Regions from separate parts of the Homo sapiens genome. Here region 1 is linked to region 2. Evidence: chromatin loops called from intact Hi-C (ENCODE). Cell type or tissue: PC-9. All regions are shown on one strand.

Region 1 (2,500 bases), 830 kb after region 2:
GCTAAGTTACTTAAAGGGCAAATAAACTATTCTGCAGGTGTCTGTGAACCTTTATCAAGAAACACTAGAGAGCTCTGGACACTGGGAGTGGTAGACTGCACCTTGGAATGCAAACTGTCCCAGGAAGCCCCAGGTAACAGGTGCCTGGATTCATAACCCATTAGAACTACCACAGCTATTCCAAAGATTTCAGAAAAGAGTTGAACTTCTCTTTGCTAAAGAAATTAATCCAGAGCCAAAATCCTGCTTTGTTAATGGCTAAATAGCCTTGAGATGGATTCCTCAGCAAAGTCCTTTGATCTCAGTGATCCTTCTGGGAGCTGCATATTTCTTTCAGCAATCAAAGTTCATAGATCTTTTTTTTCCTTCAGGGGTCCTTCTATACTCTGTGAGTTTTTCAAAATCATTATACTACATACCCCTCTATTTCACTTCACTTGTTTCCTCTTTTCCCTTTCTCCAATCACTCCTTTTAGCTGCCTTCATTTTGATTCCCACACAGAAGTGATAATTTCTTGGAGCACTGAGATTTAACATCACAAGAAGAAGAAACATTCAGAGAGCACCCCCCATGCGCCATCTGCGCCAGTGCAGGAATACAGCTGCAAACGTAGCAGATGAGCTCCTCATCCTCACTGCACCCATCTAGGGAGTAAGAAATGTCTGGGGAAATGAACTTTCAGCTGAGAAGGAGGAGAGTTGAAAAATGGGCAAAGGGAAAAACAGGTACAAAGGCCCCAAGTCAAGAGAGAGTGCAGCATGTATAAGAAACACACAGGAGTTGAGTAAGGGGGAGCATATAAAGCAAAGGAGGGTGGCTAGGAGAGCAGATATGGGAAGAGGCTGGCAGGGACCAGGCAATTATGGAAGCCTGTCAACCTCTGAAACCACATCAAGGAATTAGACTCTAACCTGTGGGCAAAGGGAGCCATTGAATGCTGAAAGCACAAAAAGATTCATATCATTGAAAGATGAATGCAAAGGGCCGGGTGCGGTGGCTCATGCCTGTAATCCCAGCATTTTGGGAGGCTGAGGCGGGCAAATCACAAGGTCAGGAGTTCAAGACCAGCCTGGCCAACATGTTGAAACCCCCATCTCAACTAAAAATACCAAAAATTAGCTGGGTGTGGTGGCAGGCCCCTGTAATCCCAGCTACTCAGGAGGCTGAGGCAGGAGAATTGCTGGAACCCAGGAGGCGGAGGTTGCCGTGAGCCGAGATCATGTCACACACTCCAGCCTGGGCAACAGTACAAGACTCCATCTCAAAAAAAAAGAAGAAAAAAGAAAAGATGAATGCAAGATTGGAGGGCCATGGGATTGTTAGCAGGGGTACTAGTTAAGGAGTAATTATGGCCTTCAGTAGGATAGTGGTCATTATGATGGGAAGAACTGAACAGATTAGAGATTTATTTAGACTGTGACACAAGTATAATCTAGGCAAACCCAGTTGGGGTAAGATGAAGTCAATATTGTCGTTGGGAAATCTGAGAGGCATGATGATGTCAAAGAGTAAGAATGCAAACAGGAAAGTTGAAAATAGGGTGGGACAGGGCCAAGAAAGAATCTGCGGTAAGAATTCAGATATAAGTTGGTTACAAGAGGTAGCATGACTAGGGGATTTGGGAGAGTCTGCAGCACTGACATGATAGTTGTGTGGGCTTGTGGATGAGTATAACATGAGCTGCCTAAAGACACCTCATTAATTATGGAATAGGAATACAGGGTGACCTCAGATGTCAATCACTGTGCCTGCCTTGATCACAGTCCTGCTGAAGGGGCAGGTCTAGAGGAGCTTGTGTTAAACACTGTAACCCTACTCTACCTGGTCACAGTTGATTAGAACAGGGATGAGCACCTGACCCCGAGGCAAGCCATCCATAGGCTGGCCAGCAACCAATGATGCAGCCCATCCCCTAACTGTAATCTGAACCAACTAAATTTGCTCTCTTGGGAATATGAACTATGAAAATGCCAAGAGAATGAGCCAGTTAGTAATAAGAGTTGAAGTTTTAAAAGGACGTTGGAGACAGGATGGAGCAAAAAGGAACATGTGCAAGCTGAAGTTACAAGGAAGGGGAAGTTTAGGCCAGTCCACAGAGGGACTAGAATGGTGATGACAGAAGTCATCATTAAGTAATTAGATCCACTAATAGAGGGCAGTTCTCTGTCTCCTGAGAGCAACAGAGAAGCTAGGTGATTTCTAGAACTATCTCCAACCCTAAGCATTTTCCATTTCCAATGCTGTTCCACAAGCATCTTTGCAATAAATCCCTTGCATAACTTGTAAATCTTGGTTCACTGCAACAAAAGGTCATAAGCAAAATACTCACCTAATATTTTGCCTGGTGTCACTTGCTTATCTCTGCCCATCTTCTGGTTTTTCCCTACTGGGCTCCAGAGATGTTAGCCCACACTAGATGCTTCCTGAGGAATTCTGTAACCTCTAATGTCTTACCAAGAGCCACCTTTGGCCACACTCGGTAGGTACATCAAAATCAGC
Region 2 (2,500 bases):
CGTCCAGCCTGGAGTACAATGACGCAATCTCAGCTCACTGCAACCTCTGCCTCCCAGGCTCAAAGCAATCCTCCCGCCTCAGCCTCCCCAGTAGCTGAAACCACAGGCCTGTGCCACCACACCAGGCTAACTTTCTTTGTATTTTTGTAGAGATGGGGTCTCACCATCTTACCCAGGCTGGTCTTGAATTCCTGGGCTCAAGTGATTTGCCTGCCTTGGCCTCCCAAAGTGCTGGGATTATGGGGTGTGAGTCACCATGCCCGACGTTAATATACTGCTTTTTATTAAAATGGCATTTGTAAGTGACATTATAAGCAAGTAGACTAAACAATTAGTGGCGTTCTTAATCATTCTTTTGACCTGAACATTTATAACCTCCGTAAAAACTGCCATTGAGCAGTTCTGACTAATGCAAACCACAATGAGGTTGGAGCCAAAGTTATAACTGGGAAAGAGGTTAGCAGTGTGGAAGAATGAAAGTTAACATGGTATTTTTTCTTCTCTTTTTCGTAAGACCACAAGAGCCTTAAAAAAAAAAAAAACTGAAAAAAATCCAAAACCAAGACGTAAAAGTGTCACATATGTAATTGACATTTACTATGATTTTTAAGGATCTAAAATTGCACTTAGAAGCAAAGTCAAAAGAAAAACTGTACATGGGTAACATGCACTTAAGGAAAAAGGGAGGATCCAAGAGTAAACTGTCACTTCAATACTCTGCTCAGCAACTTCAAATAATGAGAACATATGTTCCGGGATAGAAGTAATTGGAGCCGGCCAGACGTGGTGGCTCATGCCTGTAATCCTAGCACTTTGAGAGTCTGAGGTGGGTGGATCACTAGGTCAGGGGTTCGAGACCAGCCTGGCCAAGATGGTGAAACCCCATCTCTACTAAAAATACAAAACTTAGCTGGGCACAGTGGCAGGCTCTGTAATCCCAGCTACTCCGGAGGCTGAGGCAGGAGAATCGCTTGAACCCGGGAGGCAGGAAGTTGCAGTGAGCTGAGATCGCGCCACTTCACTCTAGCCTGGGAGACAGAGCAAGACTCCATAGCAAAAAAAAAAAAAAGAAAAGAAAAAGAAGTAATTGGTGCCAACTTCATAGGAGACCATGTGATAAGTAAACAGCAGGTTTTGTTTGGTCAGCCCTCTGAAATGTCCACATTCCTCTGGACTGTGTCATCCCTTTTCTATTGTCATTCAGTCTCCAAACTCCTGTGGCATTAATTTAGTTACATAGTTTTAAAGTGTGATTAAACTTTAATGGTGTCACCTAATGAACTTCTAAAACTCTCACACACATCATTTCCTCCCTATTCTCATTGCCATCATCTTAGTTTAATTCTTCATTATTTCTCGCCTATTGTGTTACAACAGCCTCCTCTAACTGATCTCCTCTAACTGATCTATGTCCATCCTTACCGTTCTCCAATCCATTCTTAACACTGTAGCTGGAGTGACTTCTCTCAAACCCAAACCCAATCTGATCATGTCTCTTCCCAGCTTAATTCCTTCAAGGGTTCTCTATCACCAAGCCCCTTCAGCTGCTTCATTTTTCTTTATATTTATCACTACCTGACATACTATATTAGTTGTTTGTTCACTGTCTCCACTCCAGCTAGAATATAAGTTCCATAGGGCAGAGTTTTTGTTCACTGCTATATTTTATAAGCATGAATGAATGCATGAACGAATGGACTGATAACCCACAAGCCAAAGACCTCCATGACCTGCCACTGCCCTCCTTTCATTTTATTCTCACCTCTACCAATACTAAATCACCTAGTTATGTAAATACGATATGCACTTTCATGGCCCCTTGCTTTGTCATATGCTGTTCCCTTTGCCTGGAATATAAACTCTCAAAATACCATCCACATTTTAAAATCTTCTCCAGAAAGCTTCCTCTGACCACCCCCACCCTCCCACCCCCATATAGAGTAAGTCAGTCTTTCCTTTGTGCTACATTTGTACCTGTATCTACAGTGGCTCTAATCAAACTGCACTGTGTCTCTCACTTCCTAGATTGTGAACTCTTTGAGGCTGAAGACTACTTATTCATCTCTTTACCTCCAATGCCTAGGACAGGACCTTCATAAAGCAACTACTCTATAAATGTTGAAACATATGCATGACTATTCTGTAACAGGAATGAAAATATGGCATTTCAAGAAGTCACTACTCCAGGCCATGTGATATAACCAACCATGTGATAAAACAACCATGTGATAAAACAATTACAAGCAATGTTATCATCCAAAGTAATAAAAGGGAAGGAATAATACACAAATCACAAAATTATTCCAAAATAATTGACATATAGGCATACTCACACCTTATTAGATATATACTGTGGTTCCTTCTTCCTCTATCATTTATCTTCCCTTTAGGCTGGATTCTGTAGCTGGCAACTGCAGGCCCAGCTAAGTAGGAAGTAGAAGGGAGACTTGGGTTCCTCATGATTATCTATCAAGTATATCACCCTCTGTGGAAGCTTTTG

Evidence for each region. Hi-C counts contacts between places; a loop is a spot of excess contacts. Peaks named below come from ENCODE experiments on the same cell type or tissue, not always from the same donor. Only the 100,000 strongest peaks of a DNase experiment are listed, where the experiment ranks them.
Region 1: it touches region 2 in a loop (3-fold over the local background); 1 of 110 quality-filtered maps calls a loop at or near these places.

Annotation. Positions count from the first base shown.
Region 1 is chr2:176,561,949-176,564,448 of GRCh38, reverse strand. No RefSeq gene overlaps it. Among named protein-coding and RNA genes, the nearest start is that of MIR1246, 38 kb to the left of the region's middle. In PC-9, no CTCF peak of the experiment used is centred here; a DNase peak (open chromatin) is centred at 1,548; H3K27ac peaks cover 1,525 bases.
Region 2 is chr2:177,395,512-177,398,011 of GRCh38, reverse strand. All of the region lies in intron 1 of AGPS (alkylglycerone phosphate synthase), which reads right to left. Among named protein-coding and RNA genes, the nearest start is that of AGPS, 4.0 kb to the right of the region's middle. RefSeq lists a silencer at 1,057-1,351 and an enhancer at 990-1,490. In PC-9, no CTCF peak of the experiment used is centred here; DNase peaks (open chromatin) are centred at 351 and 1,161; H3K27ac peaks cover 2,333 bases.